2 separate regions of the Homo sapiens genome follow, and region 1 is linked to region 2. A link is a loop called in an ENCODE intact Hi-C map of the cell type or tissue named here. Cell type or tissue: heart left ventricle. All regions are shown on one strand. Links, peaks and the distances in the headings refer to the core of each region. The heading gives the core; the rest is flanking DNA. Region 1 overlaps NMBR (neuromedin B receptor). Region 2 holds the start of LOC124901415 (histone-lysine N-methyltransferase SETMAR-like).

Region 1 (11,259 bases), core at 968-8,967, 420 kb after region 2:
TGGTGCTGGAACAACAGGATGTTCTCATGCGAAAGAAATGAACCTAGACATAGAGTTTACACCCTCCACAAAAATTCACGAAAAGTAGATCACAGACCTATATGTAAACCACAAAAATTATAAAATTCCTGGAAGATCACATAGAAGAAAATCTAGATGAACTTGTGTATTCGTTCGTTTTCACACTGCTATAAAGAACTAACTGAGACTGGGTAATTTATAAAGAAAAGATGTTTAATTGACTCATAGTTCCACAGGCTTAACAGGAAGCATGACTGGGAGGCCTCAGGAAACTTACAATCATGTCATAAGGAGAAGGCAAGGCAAAGACCTTCTTCACATGGTGGCCGAAAAGAGACAGAGTGTGAAGGGGAAGTGCCACACACTTTCAAACGAGCAGATCTTTTGAGAGCTCACTCACTATCATGAAAACAACAAGGGGGAAGTATCCCCCTTGATTCAATCATCTCCCACCAGGCCCCTCCCCCGACATGTGCAGATTGCAATTGGAGATGGGATTTTGCTGGGGACACAGAGACAAACCATATCAACTTGGGTATATCGATGACTCTTAAGATACAAAACTGAAGAGATAATCCAAGAAAAAAATAATTGATCAGCTATACTTAATAACTTATTCAAAACTAAAAATTCTGCTTTGCAAATGACACTGTCAAGACAATAAGCAGGCTAAAGACTAGGATTTATGATCCAACACATACAAGTATCACGTAGAACTCTTACAGCTCAAGATATCAAAAATACACAAATAATTTTTAAAATTCATCAGTAAAAAAATAAAAAATCCAATGAAAAAGAGGACAAAACACCTTAATAGACATCTCACCAAAGAAGATACACAAGTGTAAATAAGCATATAAAAAGTTGCTTACATCATGCCATTAAGCAATTGCAAATTAAGACAACAAGATACCCCTATACATTTATTAAAATGGCACAACATTACAACTTTATTCAAAACACTGCCAACTTTAAATGCTGAGCAGGATGTGGAACAATAGGAATTCTCATTCACTAATGGTGAAAACGCAAAATTTGGAAGACAGTTTGGCAGTTTCATACAAAATTAAACATACTCTTACTATGTTATTCATCCATCACACTCCTTCCTGTTTACCCAAAATATTTGAAAACATATGTCCACACAAAAACCAACACATGGATGTTTATAACAGCTTTATTCATAATTGCTAAAAGTTGGAAGAAAGATGTCCTTTAGTAGGTGAATGAATAAATAAACGGTGGTACAACCAGATGATTGGATGTTATTCAGCCCTAAGAAAAATGAGATATCCAGCCATAAAAAGACATTGAAGAAACTTAAATATATTTTGCTGATTGAACTAAGTCAATCTGAAAAGGCTGTGTACTGTATGATTTCAACTATATGACATCCTGGGAAATGTCAAACTACAGAGACAGTAAAATGTGCTTCCCAGGGGACTGGAGGAGGAAAGGACAAATGTGTGGATCGCAGAGGATTTTGCAGTAGTAAAACTACTCTGTATGATAATGTAATTGTAGAAATGTGTAATTATAGGTGGGTTCACACCCAGAGAATGTACAACAGGAAAATTGAACTCTAATGTAATCTATGACTGAGTAATCATGATGTCTCAATATAGGTTCAAATAATTGTAACAAATGTGCCACTTTGATGAGGAAAATTGATAATGGGAGACTATGTACGTGTGTTGGTAGAGGGTATAGGAGACATAACTATACTTTCTTCTTAATTTTGCCATTTCAAAGCAGATTTTACTGTCTTAGTCTGTTCAGACTGCTATAATAAAATACTATAAATTGGGTAGCTTATAAAAAGAGAATTGTATTTTCCACATGTCTGTTAAAAGAGAATTATTAGCCAAATTAAATTTTACAAAGTTTAAATGAGCAGAGAACAATTCACAAATCAGGTAGCCTCCTGAGCCAGAGTAGGCTCAAAGAGACTCCAGTGCAGCCATGTGGTAGAAGGAGATTTACGGACAGAAAAAGAAAAGTGATATACAGAAAACAGAAGTGAAGGAAAGAAACAACCAGATTGGTTATAGATCAGCATTTGCCTTATTTGAACATGGTTTGAATAATTGGGCCTCTTTGATTGGACCAGTCTCAATGATTAGCACAAGAGCAGGTTCCAGTCTGTTTACACTTCTATTCAGGTGATAGTTCACTAGGTACAGAGAAACCTTTATGTCAACCTTAAAATATATAAGGAAACAGCTTTTGGCTAAACTTGATTTCACAATTCCCTGTTTTGGGTCATCCTCTGAAAATTGATCATTGATCAAAATTTTATCATTGATGTCACTAGCACCATGATAAATGTACTTATTTGGTCTCAAAACCCATTGGGAAATAGCAGAACAGTGGGTTTTTTAAGGTTAGAACAAGGACTTCAGATTATTTTCTTTGTAGGGGTTAGGTTACAGGGTAGCTCTTTATGGTGGAATCTCCTGTTTACAGGAGAAAAACAAAACTTGGTTTGTTCTAGGATCGATCTTTTTCTTTAAGGTCTTAGTTTGATTATGTCAGATTTAGCATAAGTGACTCTAATTTGGTTTAAAATGGTCTGTTGGGGCCTAGGGCATGAGCTCAATCCAAAACAATGGCATCTCATAATTTTGCTTAAAAATAACCCTATTTGGTCACGTTCTCACTTAGATGAGAGAATGACCAAAACTTCAGGCCTTAGCACCACTCTCAGTTACCATCACTTTGGGTTTCTGGTCTCAGCACGTCATTTATAGGCTACAGTGCCCTCATGGTCACAGATTTTTTTCAGCTCTTGTCAATCCAGTTGAAGACAGACCATTCGACACTCTAAAGATGGCTGCATGCAAACATTTAAAACTTTTAAGAGAATATAGCACACCAGGGAGACTACTATTAAGACTATCAGGAGGATAATACCAAGAGCTTGGAGTGTGCTCCTTAGCCAGGGTTGTCATGAACCAAACCAACTACAATCAAACAGATCACAGAATGAGCTAAAGAGTCTACTTGCAGCTGGGCGCGGTGGCTCACGCCTGTAATCCCAGTACTTTGGGAGGCTGAGGCAGGCGGATCACGAGGTCAGAAGATCAAGACCATCCTGGCTAACACGGTGAATCCCCGTCTCTACTAAAAAAATACAAAAAATTAGCCAGGCATGGTGGCGGGCACCTGTAGTCCCAGCTACTCAGGAGACTGAGGCAGGAGAATGGCATGAACCCGGAAGGTGGAGCTTGCAAGGAGCCAAGATTGGGCCACTGCACTCCAGCCTGGGTGACAGAGCAACACTCTGTCTCAAAAAAAAAAAAAAAAAAAGTCTACTTGCTTTAACAAAGCAGCCTGTTCATTGATCCCCTACAACTGAATATCTATAATACCCAATGTATTTCTCCATGGGAAACAAGAAGTACAAGCAACTGCACAGATACTTCTGTTTAGCCAGTAAGTAATTTAGAGCAATTCTATTATGTAGTATAACTTTCACAAGAGAATTTAAAGTCTGTTGTGCAACCATTAAAGCCTCCTAACAATGTTCTCTTTAACCTGTGATGTAGGTTAAGAGGAGTGGAACCTATAATGTAGGTTAAGAGGAGTGAATCAGTGTTTGCTTCTCACTAATTATGAGGCAACAAATGTACCATTAAAATTTCTCACCTGCACTGGCCCTTCATCTTCCATTTATCAAGGCATAAAGTTGTCCGTGTATAAGGCTGGCTGCAAAATTCTTCACAAATAAAAATAGACCCCATGAGTGTACACAACAGATGCCCTTTTCAATTCTATTGTTCAAAGAGACATAAGCAAGGGGAAAATGGAAAGATAAGAGTCTCATGATAGCAGAGAAATCTTGATCCATGATCTTGGGGAAGAGCTGTCCATATCAAAGATGCCATCTGCTTCTGGGGAGGAACTTCCTTGGTTAGCTTTACCTTAAGGTTGTAAATGGGTGTACAGTTCCAAGAGTGCAGGGGGCCTATGTGAGTTGTGAGATAATGAACCCAAGGTTCAAGGTGCCAAAGTTTTGCTGCAATGTGGATGGCACAATGGCAGCCTTTCTCTGATACTCTGAGAAGACCATGGAGTCTAATCCTTGGGTTCTAGATTATGAAAGGGTTGATTGTCCCCAGTCAGTAGACCATGAAATGCATTCATTACCTGGTGAAAATATACTTTGGTAAAATGAGCTACTATTATAACAACAGCCCTTTTGTATGTTAAAGCTTTTATACAACCAGAAAGCATGCATTAAAAATTACAATTGAATGAAATCCTTTTATAAATGTTTAAATGGCCCATCAGGTAGCAGAAATGTACATAAAGTTTTAAAACCCAGGAATGAGTTTGATAACCAAACATTGGTCAAAAACTATTTGAGCAATTTAGAACAGCCACCAAAATAATATATTTTTTAATTTGGATAATTTTATTTATTCCATGATGGGTCATGGAATGCAGAGCTTCTAGTAACAAACACTTTAAGGACTCAGGATGAGGTGGCTGTCCAGAATCTCCATGAGTCCATTCTTAACACTAGATTTACATTTTTTAAAATACCAGTTGTTTCTCCAATTTATATGCATAGCACTGATACTGATGGGTTATAAGCAATTTGACTTGCACCATGGAGTTTATTCAAATTGTATATCTAAATATTTCAGTACTGCCTGATTTATCATGAAAATCTCACAAAGTATTTTCTTGGTATTCAGTTAATTTTTTGCCCTGCTTGGGTTAGCAGTTTTATAAACCAATTAATCAATCTTTTCATTAAAGTGTTGAAAATTCTTACCCAGTCCAAATCATATAAGCCTAAAGTTATCAGAAACTTGTATTCAAGAGTGCTTGTCAGGGTTCTTTCTATACTTTCACAAACCTCCTTAAAGATACCATACTCTAGGATTTTGTATGCTTGTAAAGCTTTCAGAAACTGCATTAGAATTAGGCAATTAACTGTGGAAATAACTGACATGTGGAAATAACTGACTATGTCGGCCATACTGGTTTGAACTACTGGCCTTAAGGTATTCTCCTGTCCTTGCCTCCCAAAATGCTGGGTTTAGAGGCATGAGCCACCACACCCAGCATAAATGGTCATAGTTAAAGACACAACTGACAAGGAAATGTGGTCATTTCTGTGGCCTACAATAACTAAATGATAATTATGGTTGATAGCACATAGCTAAACATATTAGAATTTTAGAAATTTTATACCATTTTGGAACATCTATTAATAATATATGCATTAAGATATAACTTGAAGAAGGTTGAAAATCATTTTTTATTTGGCAGTGGTTTCCACGTAATTTAACATGTCAAAACATCGGCTTCTCTCGCCTTTGGATGCTTTAGGGGCTTTCTGCAGAATCCCAAAGTTAGAGATCAAAAAAGACTTAACTTTGAAGCTGAAATTTGATTTTGGAAAGCTTGTCAAATATTTCAAAGTATTAAAACACTTGACCAAAATAGGATCACAGGTCACCATAAAATAATAGTCATTCATTTAGCCAAAGTGATAATTAAAAGATTTTTAAAAATAAAAAACCTGTACTCTTTAATGGAGAAGGCTGTTTTCCAAATAAGGAAAAGACTTAAGACAGTATGAGACAGAATCTATCTCTTCTTCTCTCCTCTCTCCCTCTCTTTTTTTGTTACAGTTTACTCAGAAAGTGAGGAAAAATGTTTGAATGTGTCTGATTAATGTCACATGCATGGATGTGAAGAGACCACCAAACAGGCTTTGTGTGAGTAATAAAGCTTTTTAATCACCTGGGTGAAGGCGGGCTGAGTCCAAAAAGAGAGTCAGCAAAGGGTGGTGGGATTATCATTAGTTCTTATAGGTTTGGGATAGGCAGTGGAGTTAGGAGCAATTTTTGTGGCAGGGGGTGGATCTTACAAAGTACATTCTCAAGGGCGGGAAGAATATTACAAAGCACCTTCTTAAGGGTGGGGGAGGATATTACAAAGTACCTTCTCAAGGGTGGAGGGTGTACTGTACAAAGTACATTAACAAGGGCGGGGGAATATCACAAAGTACATTATCGAAAGGGCGGGGAGGGGGTATTTTCACAAAGTCAGTTGGTCAGTTAGGGTGGGGCAGGAACAGATCACAATGGTGGAATGTCATCAGTTAAGGCAGGAACTGGCTATTTTCACTTCTTTTGTGGATCTTCAGTTGCTTCCGGCCATCTGGATGTATACGTGCAGGTCACAGGCGATATGATGGCTTAGCTTGGGCTCAGAGGCCTGACAATTAATACTATGTAAAATTTTTGTTCAAAAGAGAAAACCAAATTCTAGTTTTATGTTGTGTATTATCAATGTTAAAGCTTATTTTAATAAAACCTGTAAATAAATTTATAAAATCTGTCATCTTTAACCACACAAGATTTCCATAAACCTTTTGTTTTACATTTTCTCCAACTTTATATATTCATCTAGATTTATCTATTTTTTACTCCTTCAATTTGAAACCTGTAACTTCAAACTAGACAAAATTTTTAAACATGCACACATTTTTATGCCTTTATATATTTTCTCATTAAAAGCACATTTTTGTTTATACTTTTGTTTATATGTTCTGTATACAGAATTGTTTCTCTCATATTTAGTAGTTTTAGTTACATACATTAACTACAATTTTAACTTTTAGTAATCCCAATTTGTAGTGAAAACTCTAGAAAGCAATTTTGAACTGTTTGTTTTATATCACCATTTGTAGATAAAAAACATTTTATAATTTTTTTAGAAGGATGGTTCTTCAAATTAGTGCTTATTAACACCTTTTCTATAGCATTTAAAAGTAGCATGTCATTATATAGACTTAAGTTCATGTTTAATAATTTATATTTCAGTATTTTAACTTACAAATGATGTAGACATTTTATGATTATCTATTACTTAATCTAACATAATATGACTTTAAGATTTTAAATTACTGAAAATAATTTGGAACTAAACACAAGAACCCTCCCTAATGTCTTCCCCAGTCATCCTGGGTCCCAAGTAGCCATGTGGCACCCAGGAAGGTCAGGACTATGAAGGTTATGACCTGTCTGAGTCCTGAATTTACATGCTAGGTCTAAAGGGGTCAGAACAGAAGACAGAGCTGTGAAGACTGCAACTGGACAATCTAACTCTTCCCAAAATAGCAAGGAGGCAAAACAGGGAGAGCAGGGAAGAAGGGGCTCTATTGGGCTTGATTCTGGCTTGCAGTTGCTAGTCTGGGTACTGAGAACTTGTCTTGTCTCTAGACCTCATCATGTCCACCTATCCAGACCCCCAAATCCCGAGGCTCTAATCTAAAAACATAAACTCACAGTTAAATCAAGCAAGTTTCTAATTATATTTAACTGATAATTTTGAAACCATTCCTGTTTTACCAAAAACTTTTTAAGCAGCTTTATTTACTAAATAATATCACATACACATAACACATACAGACATACAAACACAGAGAAGCAATTCTTACAGCTTTTATAAAGGATTGTCATTTGCTGGCTTTTAAATAGCTTTTCTTTTCCCCATTCAGACTATCAATCTTCCAATTACTTGTTTCATTGCCCTAAGCAATTGTTAACTAGACAACAAATTTGCATTTCTAAAAAGACAACTCTTAGGTGAAACAAAAAGAATTGTATTTTGTAAGCACAGAGCTAAAATTTTAGGCCTAAATATTGTATTGCCATTTGCTCAAACTAAGGGAAAAATACAGTGCCCAAGTAAAAGTTAAGTCAAGACAAGATGGCCAGAAAAGCACCTTAAACAAAGGTATGGCTTGTGATGTAAATTTAAAACAATGGTAAGAGTTTCTAAAGTATACCAACACACATCCTTAAAAATGGAGACTTCCTTTATAGAAGTAAATTTCTTTTACAAAAGTGTTTCAAGATTGCCAGTTAAATTCCAGAAAGGTGCATTTTAGGTTCATAAGTGTTCTTGTTAACTTAGCTACTGTTTCTTAGCTAGAATTACGAGTTCAGGGCAGAGCTCATCATGAATAGGGCAAAGTATTCTCTGCCTGAACTCAGCATGGATAGATCTGAAAAAGAAGAAAGCCTAGTTTACCTGAGGGCCTATATTTTATAAACACTATCTAGGAGACCAGCCAAAGTCTATGGCATTTGAGACTTGACCCACTCTCTTTATTCCACAATAAAAAAACAAATGTCAAAGAAAGGCCTCAAAAACCAGTCTTGCAAAGGGGGCTGAATTTAATTGGATTACACTGTGGAACAATTAATGCCCCCAAGGCACTACTAAAAACTATAAAGCAATCAGCCAGCAATTCAAGGAGGCTAACAACTGGATGTAATACTTACAGTGGCAGACAAATTAATAATTAAATCAGAGAAAGAAAGAATCAAAGAGAATATTGCTAAAACCACTTCATCCCAGGGTGATGATGCACATACTCAAGGCTTCACCCTCTGAGTAGTGACATCAGAGGTTGAACATTGTGGGAAAAAATAGACATTATTGAAATGGTACACCTTGTTACTAAAAAATCCAACAAGTTCCATATACAGATTTACTACAGTATATTTTCTAAAATGTCTAGTTTTCAACAAAAAATTATGAAACATACAATGAAACTGAGTGTGACCCTTATACCGGAAAAATGTAGGCAACAAAAACTGCCTTTCAGAGAATCCAAATGTCAAACTTAGCAGAAAAAGACCTCAAAGCATCTAATATAAATATATTTAAAAAACTAAAGAACACCATAAAGAAGGGAAGAAAGGTATGAGGACAATGTCTCAACAAATAGAGACTATCAAAAAAAAAGTAAAAGTTATTTTAAAAAACAAATGGAAATTCTGCAGTTTAAAAGTACAGTACTTGGAATGAAACATTTACTAGAGTGCTCAGCAGTAGATTTGAACTGGCAGAAGAATCAGTGAAATTAAAGATAGATTGACAGAGATTATATAATCTGAAAAACAGAGAAGGAAAAAGAAAAGAAAGAAAAATAAACAGAGCCTCATAGACATGTAGAACATAATTAAGCAAACCAAAATATGCATAATGAAAGTAACAGAAGTAGAGGACAAAAAGGAATGAGCACAAAAGTTATTCAAAAAAGTAATGACTGAAAACCTTCCAAATTTGACTTAAAACCATCTATACATCAAAGAAACTCAATAAATTCCAAATAGGACAAACACAAAGAAACCTACACTTAGACATATCAAAGTAAAAATATTCACAGGCAATGATAAAATAATAAAAGCAGCATGATAAAAATGACATTTACATAAAAGGAAACACCAGTAAGGTTATGTACTAGTCTGTTCTCACACTGCTATAAAGAAATACCTGAGATTAGGTAATTTATAAAGGAAAGAAGTTTAATTGACTCACAGTTGTGCATGGCTAGGGAGGCCTCAGGAAACTTACAATCATGAGAGAAAAGGAAGCAAACACATCCTTCTTCACCTAACTGCAGAAGAGAGAAGTGCCGAGCAAAGGAGGAAAAGCCCCTTATAAAACCATCAGATCTCGTGAGAACAATTACAAGAACAGCATGGAGGTAACCGCTCCATGATTCAATTACCTCCCACCTGGTCCCTCCCACAACATGTGGAAATTATGGGAACTACAATTCAAGATGAGATCTGGATGGGGACAGAGCCACACCATATCATTCTGCCCCTGGCCCCTTCCAAATATCATGTCCGCACATTTCAAAACCAATCACGCCTTTCCAATAGTCCCCCAAATTCTTAGCTCATTCTAGCATTAACCAAAAAGTCTACATCCAAAGTCTCATCTGAGACAAGGCAAGTTCCTTTCTCCTATGAACCTGTAAAATCAAAAGCAAGTTACTTACTTCCTAGATACAATGAGAGTACCGGCATTGGATAAACACACTCACTGCAAATGGGAGAAATTGACCAAAACAAAGGGGCTACAGGCCCCATGCAAGTCTGAAATCTAATCATGCCCACCTCAGCTGATGCATGAGGTGGGCTTCCACAGCCTTGGGCAGCTCCAACCCTGTGGCTTTGCAGGGTACAGCTCCCTGCTTCAGCTGTTTTCATAGCTTGCATTGCGAGTCTGAGGCTTTTCAGGCACATGGTGCAAGCCATTGGTGGATCTACCATTCCGGGCTCTGGAGGAGAGTGGCCCCCTTCTCATAGTTCCATTAAGCAATACCCCACCGGGGACTCTGTGTGGGGGCTCTGACCCCACATTTCCCTTCCACACTTGCACCCATGGTGAGCACCTGCAAAAGTCACTGGGACTCGAGGATATAAGGTCAGAAGTAAGAAAAAGATGCTTTTTAAAATCTCCTTCATGTACCCCAGGTATTCATTGGAAAGAGAAAGAAATACATTTCTCCAAAAAATATATATAATCAGTGTGTAAGACATTGGGTATGTCTTTTTTTTTTTTTTTTTTTTTGAGTTGGAGTCTCACTCTGTTGGCCAGGCAGGAGTGCAGTGGCACGATCTCTGCTCACTGCAACCTCTGCCTCCCAGGCCAATCAGCACATGAAAAGATGCTCAATATTATTACCCATCATGGAAATGCAAATCAAACTCACAGTGAGTTACCACATCACACTCATTAGGATGATTACAGGGATGAAATGCTACGATCTGAATGTTTGTTACTCTTTTAAAATTCATACATTGAAAACTAATTCCTAGGGGTATTGTATTAAGAGGTGGGGCCTTTGAGAAGTGATTAGGTCATAAGGGTAGAAACCTTATGAATGGGATTGATGCCCTCATAAAAGAGGCCCAAGGGAGTTTATTTGCCCCTTCCCACATGTAAGGATGCCGCAAAATGGCACCATATATAGATATGAGCCTTCACCAGACACCACGAGTCTCCTTGATCTTGGACTTCCCAGACTTCAGAACTGCGAAAAATAAATTGCTCTTGTTTATAAGTTACTCAGTCTAAGGTATTTTGTTATAGCAGTTTGAATGAACTAAGACAGATGGCTACGACCAAATAGATGGACACAAAAAAAAGTGTTGGCAAGCATATGAAGAAATTCAATCCCTTATACATTGCTAGTGGAAATTTAAAGTGGTGTAGCCGCTTTGAAAAACAGTCTGGCCATTCCTCATAAGGCTAAACATAAAATTACTACATTATCCAGCAATTTCAATCCTAGGTATATACTCAACACAATTAAAAATATATGTCTACACAAAACCTATATACACATCATCACAGAATTGTTCATAATAGCCAAAAAGTAGAAACAACCCAAAAGTCCAATCAACTAAT
Region 2 (11,259 bases), core at 1,628-9,627:
ATTTATTGGGCACTTTCTCTGTTACAGATACTGTGTTAAGTACTTTATCTGCATCATATAAAGCATATTCATAACTTCTAAGAAAGAAATTATTATCCAGAATGTCTTCTAATCTGAATGATATTTATGTACTCATAACTCAAATAACTATGAAAACAGAATATAATGAATTATTTTAACTTCATTTAGAAATTAATGATTTAATAATAGTACATATCCTGAGTTGTGTATTTCTGTTTAACAAGAAAAATGACTAAGATACAGTTGTGTTAAATGCTCATTCATAATACTTCTTATAAATATTAGACATTTATAATATTAACTAGACATATTAAACACTGTTAAGTCAGTAATTCAACTCAAAATTCACAGGAGACTACTATTGGTGCTCTGTCATTATTTCTGAAACTGGAATTATTTATGTAGTGAAAGTATCCAATATTTTTCCATCTATTTCATTTTAAATCTCTGTGTTATATAATATACTTATTGCAAGATTATTAAATTGCAAACAACAGAGGGCTTAGAGAAATTACGCCTTGGATATCATCCTAGAAAATGTCAGACTTTTTGAAAATTAGGGATATTTATGTGGAATATACTTTATTTGAAATAACACAAATATGCTATTTTCAGGTTAGTTTTGTAGAACATTCAGAAAATGAGGAAGTTATATATGTCAAGAATAACTGATGGCTTAATCCAATGCTATCATTGGGCATATGAACAAAAAGAATATGAGAAGTCACGGTTCATTGTAACATAATCAAATGACACTGCCCCTCTAGGGCAAAAAGAGGCACTATGAGATAATTTACTTTGGTTAAAAGCAAACAAACAATGAACGAAAAAAAAGTCAGAAATCATTTCAAAATAAAATGTTTAAACAATACATATATTTTTGATCCATGGCAGCCATGGTGACTTTACCTGCTACACTGATGTTTTCTAAATGAGAAAAGATAAAGAGCAAAAAGAGCACTATAAAGTAATTGACTCTGATTAGAAACAAACAATGAACCCAAAAGGAAAAGCCTTCTCTATTGATTTTATTTTCTGTCTGACATTTTGTAATTTATCTTTCAAATTTCCATTCTAGGAGTGTAGTCACATCACAAATAACAGCATCAAAATGGAAAGATATTGGATTCATAATAAATTGCTGCTGTATAAAGGCATTCAAGCTTTGGTTTTTGGCCCTCCGTGGTTATTCAGTTTATCTACTCCATCACAATATAGGATATAGGATATTTTAAAGAAAATATATCAACTCAATTTTTGGTTTGGGCAATACCTTCTGGTAATAAGTTGTTTTGTCATATGATCTTGTGTGATCCTACATAACTTTATAACTACTCAAATATTCCAATTCAAAAAGTGAAACACAGAATCTCACTTTATAAAGTAATGACTTCTTTAAAAGAAGGTAAATATTAAATTATCCAAAATACTAATTCACCAAAACAACTAGTTTTTAATTAAAAGTTATTTTGAATCACAAAGTTCCCCAAATAACTTCAAACAGTATACTAGAAATCTTGAAAATATAAATTATTGCTGTTTTTATTCAATAAGAAATATTTGTAAGGTATTTTGTTTTTTGGTTTTGTCTATTTTTTATTTGTATTTTATTTTTAATTTTTTTAATTTTTAATTTCAATTTTAAAAATTGTAAATGTCTCTTCTTATCTTGAAAAATCAGTGTAGCAGTCATCAGGTGAAGTCATCATGGCTGCTATGAATCCAAAAATATGCATTTTTTAAATATTGTATTTCAAAATTATTTCTGACTTATCAAAAAGTTGTTAAAATATTTAAAATATGACCGTATTTTGTTCACTGCACTTCACAAATGTTGTTAGCATATTTTTCCACTTTATCATTTCTGTGGGGGCTGGTGGGGGAGGTAAGTTTGAGCACTGAATGGCATATGACATATGGGAAATTTTGATCTGGAGCCAAATATTCTGAACACTAACTGAGGTTCAAAATAAACTTTACTAAATTCTGAAAAAGTGCATAATTCATGTCAGGCTATAAAATATAACCCATCAGTACATCTACTTTTTTGAAAATTTTTATTAAATATTCTTAAGTATCTAGAATGATGTGGAATGTTCCGGAAAAGCTTTCTTAAATTGTCTTTGTTTAGGGTTACTAATTATTTATACACTTAGTATTTGTAAATAATTGAGAGCAAGGTATTAACATTGGATCAAAATATTTTACCATCTTTAATACTAGCAAAGTTGTCTTCCTGTATAGCCAAATTTAGCCCAGGGATCTACCAAACACTGATTCATCAATTTAGTAATAACCAGGGAAGCTGGAGAAAAAAATGGCTTGCCAAAGCATGCCTATTTACTAACCACTAGAGGAAATCAAGGGCCAGCCTGATCCCTTCTTAAAATCCATGAAACAAGGAAGAAGGAAAAGAGAGAGACAGCACCTATAGACTATGTTGTCTATGTTTTATGTGCTCAAAAAGTTATGTATTAGCCTATTTGTATGGCTCAGGTGATATTGGTCTCTGCTCATTGGCAAGCAGATCATTCATTCATTCCTCTTACCAAGGGAGGAGCAAGCGGAGGGAAGAGAAAAACTTGCCATGAGGTGATAACTTCCTCCAGGGCCATAAAAAATCTATGATAAGTTGAAATGGGTTCTTGCATCAAATATACTCCTATTTTGATGTAATATATTATCTGTAGCAATTACAGTTATTTGCCAATTATTTGAAGAAAACAAAAGAGAGAAAACTTTAAATTGTTCCAGTTTGGTGAAAAGGTATTCTGAATAATAATATTCCCACATCTATTACTTTTCTGATCCATTGTTCTCAAGAAAAACACAGAAATAGATTAATGGATAATATTATATTTGTCAAAATATGATTTTGTAAATGTTTTCTCAGAAATTTTGATTGATTTCTGATCAGTTGACACCACAGAACACCTGGCAATCTGATTGGGTTGCTATTGGGTGCATCTCCATCTAGGGTCTGCACATTTTTCACATTATCTCTTTGTCTATTGTCAACTCTTCACATCTTCATATAATTTTAAACCAAATAAGGTCGTTTCTTTTAACAAGCCCCTAAATCAGACTAATTAGGTTTTCTGACATTTTCTGAAGTTGCAGGGCATTGTGGCAGGTGAAATTGCTACTACAATGAATTTCAAAACTCTCAACAGAGCAAGCTAATATATATATCTCCTATAGACAGGGATAATACAGTATTCTTGGTTAAAAGGCAATCCAGAAAAGCAACTAGAATTAAAAAAACTATAAGATAGAAAAATATTTTTTATTAATTTCAAAAAAGCATTTTAGAAATAGGCCTAAGGCCAAGCAATAAAAGCAGAAATGAAAATAAACTGAACAACTGAACAAGGCCCTTGATAAAATAAAGAAACTTTACTTTATGGTTTAATTAGAAAATATTATGCATTGAGAAAAGGGAGAAAAGCAAGTTATGTTGGTAAAGCTTTCTTCCAGCTTAATTAAATATTATATATGTTTTCACTTTGTTTCATTCTTTCTGAATTGAAAGGTAAACATTTATTTATTTCTTCAGTGTTCCATGAAACGAAGACATTGTTGCATACATAAATATAACTGTTACATGTTTGATTATGAAGCCTTTGTTTTATTCAAACCTATTTGAATTCAAAGCTGTTTTAGGAGGAAACCAAACTATAGTGAAATGAAAACATAACCATGTTTTCAGAAAGCTTAATATATGTCCAGCTCATAGATCCTATTTATTTAAAAGATTTACTCCAATAAGTACTTTCAATATTCTTTACATAATCAATTTGCACTTTCCTGCTGTCATTGCCTTTTAATTTTAAGTAATTCCAAATTTTATTAACTTTATCTAATTATTAAAAACTAGAATGAGCTGTACATTGTAAGAGTGGTAAGATATTTATATTCTTGAATGTAAAATGTAATGTATTTTAGACTTAGCACATATAACCAGCAAGCAAAAATGTTGGTGATTAACTCAAGTTATAAGGAATTAAATTAAATGAGCTTTCTTGTGTTCCCAAATATATTTTGTTTAAATTTCTGAAAAGTAATGTTATCCAGAATATCAGGAGAAGACAGTTTGATTGAGAAGGTAAAAAGCCAGCTGGAAGTTGAAGGTTGCACATTATGCACAATTGCTTGACTCCTCTTATGTTCACATGGACTGAAACAAGGGAAATATTTGTAACTCCAATACTCAGGAGTGGGCTTGGCACATAGATGATGCCCACAGACTGTTGCTCAATAAGAGCTGTTAATGAATTTTTATTTTTATTTTGTCAGAAAGGTAACCGAATTTGTAAATATGAATTACAACTTCTCTTCTTAATACTAACAGATTTGTTGTACATAGGAAGTTAAATTGGTTGTTAAACTTTTACAAATTATTTGTTTATGGACTTGAAATTTAAATTTCTGATTATATTATATTATGCAAATAAAAATAGTGATAAAAATAAAATACTGAACCTAGAGAAAGCTATTAAAAAATCCCATTGTAGAAGTTAGTTTTTAAAATGTTCATAGGATGAATATTTTTTTAAATTAAACAAAGATTGTGAACTTTAGCAAGGTTATCTATCTTCCAGAATTCTGTTTGATTTAAATTGTAAGCCATATTTTTACAATATCATTTGCTATATGCTATGTATGAAAAGAAATATTATCACCTCGATCAGATTCCAGCATGATTAGCAACTCTTATTTTTATGCCACGTACATACACACATGATCTCTGGGACTAGAACTTCAAAAGGAAATCTACGGGGCATGGAAAACAGTGGTCTTCTCAGCTAATCTCCCAAAATACAGAGCAGAGCAAAAAAAAAAAAAAAAAAAAAACAAAAAAAAACTGTTTCTCGTGGAAAAAAAAAATTATATTTAAAGAAAGTGTAGTTCATATCATTGTCATCTGGTGACGCTGACGTTTGAGAAAATTGTTTTGTTTTTACCTGATTAAATACTACAGCTTTGCCAAATAAGAGGATTTAGCCAAAGATCCAAGATATGAAAAATTTGGAGCACCTGTTTCCCAGCTGAATATGAGAGAAATTGATTCAATATTTTAAAAAATAACTTTATATAACAAAGTATTATTTCCATCTATAAGGATGCACTTATTGCAAGTAAAGAACTAGCTTTTAACACAATGGTAGAGTTGTGCAACTATCACGAACATCAAGTTTTAGAACATTTCCATTACCCCCCAAAATTTATTCTGCCCATTTGAAGTGAATTCCTGCTCTCACCTCCAGTCTCAGGCAACAACTGATCTGAGTCTGTCTCTACAGATTTGCCTTTTCTGGGAAATTCATGTAAGTTGAATCATACAGCATAAGTCTTTTGTAACAGACTTCTGTAGCTTAGCAAAATATTTTTGAGATAATTCATACTGTGCTATGTTTCAGTACTTTACTCTTTTTCATTGCTGAATAACATTCTACTGGACAGATAAGCTATAGTGTGCTGATGGACATTTAAATTGTTTCCAGTTATGGTATTAAGAATAATATTTCCATGAGCATTAACATCCAAGTTTATTTGTGGAAATATATTAATTTAATTTTTATTGGTTGGATGCCCAAGAGTGGAATTGGTAGACTGTATGGTAAATGTTTAACTTTTTAAGTAGATGCCAAAGTATTTTCCAAAATGGTTGTGTCAATTTACTTAATGAGTAGCAACATTTAAGGACTCCAATCTCCCCACATCCTCACCAGCACTTCCCATTGTCTGTCTTTTTGATTATAGCCATCACAGAGGGTGGAAAGTAGCAGGGCATTTTCGGTTTTGGACTGCGAATTTTAAATCATAATTAGGCTCAAGCACATCTTTATTAATCAAAATAAGAACGATTACAATCAACACATTTTTGCCAACAAGAAATAAGTTTGCTTATTCCCGTAGTGTACAATTCCGTACTTAGGGATTCGACAAAGTCTTGGAAAGCATTTTCTGCATGCTGCTGGTTGTGGTAGCATTTACCCTGCAAAAAATTGCCGAGATGCTTGAAGAAGTGGTAGACGGTGTGTCAGAGGTCAGGTGAATATCGCAGATGAGGCAAAACTTTGTAGCCCAATTCGTTCAACTTTTGAAGTGTTGGTTGTGCGATGTGTGGTCAGGTGTTGTCGTGGAGAAGAATTGGGCCCCTTCTGTTGACCAATGCCAGCTGCAGGTATTGCAGTTTTAGATGCATCTCATCGATCTGCTGAACATACATCTCAGATGTAATGGTTTCGCCAGGATTCAGAAAGCTGTAGTGGAGCAGACCGGCAGCAAACCACCAAACACTGACCATAACTCTTTTTGGGTGCGAATTTGGCTTTCGGAAGTGCTTTGGAGCTTCTCGATCCAACCACTGAGCTGGTGGTCGCCCGTTGTCACGGTTGTCATATAAAATCCACTTTTCATTGCACGTCAAAATCCGATTGAGAAATGCTTCATCATTGTTCGATAGAATAAAAGAAAACATTTCAAAATGACTTTTTTGATTTTTGGTCAGCTCATGAGGCACCCACTTATCGAGCTTTTTCACCTTTCCAATTTGCTTGAAATGCCAAACAACCATAGAATGGTCGATGTTGAGTTCTTGGGCAACTTCTCGCATAGTTGTAAGAGGATCAGCTTCAATGATTGCTCACAATTGGTTATTGTCAACTTCTGATGGCCGACAACTGTGCTTCTCATCTTCAAAGTTCCCATCCCCTTTGTAAAGCTTCTTGAACCACCACTGCCCTGTACATTCATTAGCAGTTCCTGGGAAAATGCGTTGTTGTTGTTGCGAATTGTCTCTGCTGCTTTACGACCCATTTTGAACTCAAATAAGAAAATCGCTCAAATTTCCTTTTTGTCTGGCATCATTTCAAAAGTGTAAAATAAATGTAAAATAAACAGCAAGTAAGAAGTCATTAGCAAAAAAGAATAAAGTGAGAAACACACATTGAAATGATGTATAACATAACCACATTTATTTAAGAATGTATTCCAATATCAAATGACAAATTTCAACAATGCAAAAACCTCAATTGCTTTTGCACCAACCTAATATATGTATCCCTCAAACAACTAACTATACTTAGCATCTCTCAATGTGCTCACTGCCCATTTTTATATCTTCTTTGAAGAAGTCTCTCTTTAAATGTGTTTTTTAAAGGAATTTTCTTGTTAATATTGAATTACAGTTATAGGAATTTTTATATCTTCAAGATATAAGTGCTTTATTAGAAATATGACTTGCAAGTAATTTCTCCCAGTCTATAGTTTATGTTTTCATGTTCTTACCAGTAAAATATTAATTCTTTGTCATACAAACATAAACAAATTTTATTAATCTAGCAAGTAGAAGTAACTTGGAAGTCATACTTGCAATATTAAGGAGAACTTACTGTTTCAACCTAGTCCTTCAAGAACTAAAATGTAAAAAAGTTAAATAGTAATTGCCATTATAAATATAGTTATATTTCCTAAATATTGTGAATTTTTAAAATGATTTTTATAGGCTACGTGTAAGTCTTGAAATAATTTTAAAATTATGTAATGAAAATAAATTAAGGTCTATTTGGGGTATTCATCCATGAATTCTTCACAACTAAACTAATATTAGTTAATATTAGCAAACTTATACTTATTAACACTTAATTTAGGTTTATCTCAAGCATGAAAATGCTAAGTAATTTGAAACTAAAATGTATGAACTAGAAACTGAAAGTTATTAAATTCTTTGCATCAAAAATATAGTAGTTAAGTCTTGTTTTTAAAGAACCCTATAGAACTACTCAGGTTCTCAGTTTTCGGTTCTAAAATTCTTAATTTCTCACACTTGTTAATCAATAAGAATGCTTGTGTTTATAAATTACTATATGTATGGTTGTCACATGAGAGAAAAGTGAAGTGACTAAGGTTTAATCTCAAACATCTCATTTTGCCATTCCTCCATTACATTCAAGAACATACCACTTCCACCCAGCTAGAAATCTGTACTTGGAGTTATCCTTTTGTTGTATAAGATTACTAATTACTGAGGACTGTGGTTCTCAATGCAGAAAATTTGACCTTGGTTTGTACTTTTTATTAAAATGGAGCTTTCCATGTTGCATGCTAGGCAGAAGTTAGAACTATAAGGTCATACTTCAAGTAGCTTAATCCATCTAACAGACCTGGATAACTCAAACAGCTAGCTAATGTTTGTGTTTCCCAGTACAACATTTAACATGATACTATTTTTCTTACCTATGTTATTTATGATATGTAGTGTGGTTTATACTTGGTAAGCAAGTGAATAAATAAATGTCCCAGAGGCCAAGTGGAGAGAATTATTGGATTATATTAGGTCAGATGGGGTGGGGAAGGAAGGAAGGTTACTTTGTGAACAACAAGTTGTCGTTTCTGTACCACATATTTAATTATATTATGTAGGTGGGTCCCTTCCAAATTCATATATGCGTAGACATTTTTCTCAACATAATGTTTTCACGTCCATGAATGGTATCAATCAGAAAACTAATCTGGCAGAACCAGATTAATTAGATTAACCAGATTAATAGTGGGCAGAACTACCTTGTGTCACTCCCATAATCACATTACATTATATAGCCAAAAATAGATTATTTAGGTGAATTTAATATAATCACCTGAGACCTTAAAACGGAGAATTTTTCAGCCAGTGGGGAGGGAAGTTAAAAGCACAAGAAAGACTTGATATGTCACTGATGCTTGAAGATCAAAAGGACCGTGTGTAAAATATAAGAAAGTGAAATTTGAAGAAGAAACCCCCACACTGCATATTTAGCCTGGTGAGACCTTGAACAGAGAACTGAGTATACTCAGTCATGGTATACTGAGTTTCAGGTCTACTGAAACTGGAAAAGAATGAATCTGTGTTGTTTCAAGCTGCTTCATATGTTATGAAGCCAAAGAAAACTAGTAGGTCATGTTGACCCACTGTCTTTTCTCTTTTTCAAGGGAAAAACAGAAATACATCAAATTTGTAACTGAAACTTTTAGGACTGTGATATGGTTTGTCTCTGTGTCCCCACCCAAATCTCAGGTTGAATTCTAATCCTCCTGTGTCAGGGAAGGGGACTAGTGGGAGGTGGCTGGATCATGGGGGTGGATTTCCCCCTTGCTGTTCTCCTGATAGTGAGTGAGTTTTCATGAGACCTGATGGTTTAAAAGTGTATGGCTATCTTCACTCTCTCTCTCTCTCTCCTGCTCTGCCGTGGTAAGATGTGCTTGCTTCCCCTTCACCTTCTACAATGATTGTAAGTTTCCTGAGGTCTCCCAGCCATGCTTCCTGTACAGCCTGTGGAACGGTGAGTCAATTAAATCTCTTTTCTTCATAAATTAGCCAGTCACAGGTAATTCTTTATAGCAGTCTGAGAACAAACTAATACAGAATGCAATGAAGAAAATTATATCTGTGTTTAGGAGATCTGATTGTTTAAAAGTGTGTGGCACCTCCCCCTACTCTCGCTTGCTCCTGCTTTTGCCATGTGATGTGCAATCTCCTGCTTCACCTTCCTCCATGATTGTAAGCTTTCGAAGTCCTCCTGAGAAGCAGAAGCCAGTGCCATGCTTCCTGTACAGCCTGCAGAACAGTGATTCAATTAAACCTCTTTTCTTTATAAATTACTCAGTCTCAGATATTTCTTCATAGCAATGCAAGAACAGACTAATACAAGTACAAAAAGTTTTTCATCTAAGATCAAAAATAACCTAAGCCTTTTCCTAAATTATCTATCATAAAGTTCAATTAATAAATTAAGTTCAGTAAAAGGTTAACAACAGTACCTAATAATAAAATAGAACAAATATAACAAAAAAACAAAGAAGCAAGAATGCCAAATATTAACACTTTTGGTTTATCATCACAAGAGAAGTCACAGCCAGCATAAACAGGCAACACATAAAATAAAATAAAGTAAGTATAAGGTAGGAATTGAAAGGGAAAGTAAATTTTCTTTTTCACAAATAACGTAATTGTGTATGTCTATATATAAGCCATTTAGATTTAATGAATGAATTTATCAAGGTTAACAAAATGTAAAAATACAAAAGTCAATTGTATTTTTACAAAACACTAAAAAGTACAGAAAATGAAATCTTATAAATGATATTATTTAACATTAATTATATAAGGTACCTGGAAATAAATCTATAGAAATGTGTGTGATAATAGAAGATCTACAGCAATGAGAACTTTACTTTGTTCATAAAATAGAAATATAAAAATTGAATAGATAGCATTTCTCCACAAATTTATGTCAATTATTTTGTGGAAATTGACAAGCTGTGTCTAAAATTTATATAGAAATGCATTTAGTTAAATCAACCAAGGCAAACTTGGAAAAGTAAAGACATGCTTAGCTATTGGAAAACAACTGGGAAAATATATAAAAGGTATATAGATTGAGAAGAAATAAATAACACTGTCTTTGTTCGCAGACATTATTGTCTACGTAGGAAACCCAAAAGGATAGGCAGAAAACCTCCTGGAACTAAGCAGCAGTTACAGCAGGGTTGCAGAATACAAGCTTAAGACAAAGCAGTAAATTGCTTTCCTATAGAGCAGTGATGAAGAAGTATATTTGAAATTAAATATCAGTACTCTTTACAAAATAATGCCCCAAATAAAATACTTAAGTATAAATATTACAAAATATGTACGAGGTTCTATATAAGGGAAACTATAAAATGTTGATAAAAAAATCAAGGAACCAAATAAATGGGGAGATACTTTATGTTCATGGATAGGAAGACTGAACATAGTCAAGGTGTCAGTTCCTGCCAACTAGATCTATGGATTCAAGGCAATCTCAATCAAAATCTCAGCAAGTTATTTTATGGATATCGACTTTTTTTTTTTTTTTTTTTTGACCGAGTCTCACTCTGTCACCCAGGCCGGTGGTGCAGTGGCACAATCTCAGCTCACTACAACCTCCACCTCCTAGCCTCAAGCAAGTCTCATTCCTCAGCCTCCCAAGTGGCTGGGACTACAGGTGTGTGCCACTGCACCTGGCTAATTTTTTTTTTTTTTTTTTGGCAGAGAGAGGGTTTTACCATGTTGGCCAGACGAGTCTCAAACTCCAGACTGCAAGTGATCTGCCTGTCTTAGTCTCCCAAAATGCTGGGATTATAGGTGTGAGTCACCATGCCTGGCCTCAACAGACTGATTCTAAAATTTACATGGAGAAGCAAAACTCCCAGAATAGCCAAAACAATATTGAA

Evidence for each region. A loop is a pair of places that touch in the nucleus more often than their neighbours do. Peaks named below come from ENCODE experiments on the same cell type or tissue, not always from the same donor. Only the 100,000 strongest peaks of a DNase experiment are listed, where the experiment ranks them.
Region 1: it touches region 2 in a loop (4-fold over the local background); 47 of 110 quality-filtered maps call a loop at or near these places.

Annotation. Positions count from the first base shown.
Region 1 is chr6:142,099,079-142,110,337 of GRCh38, forward strand. The region is part of intron 1 of NMBR (neuromedin B receptor); the gene reads right to left. Among named protein-coding and RNA genes, the nearest start is that of GJE1, 28 kb to the right of the region's middle. In heart left ventricle, for the core only: no CTCF peak of the experiment used is centred there; no DNase peak of the experiment used is centred there.
Region 2 is chr6:141,680,250-141,691,508 of GRCh38, forward strand. It overlaps LOC124901415 (histone-lysine N-methyltransferase SETMAR-like), which reads right to left and starts at 6,919. Exons shown (of 1, transcript XM_047419639.1): 1 at 5,849-6,919. The coding sequence starts at 6,640. The coding sequence ends at 6,152. In heart left ventricle, for the core only: no CTCF peak of the experiment used is centred there; no DNase peak of the experiment used is centred there.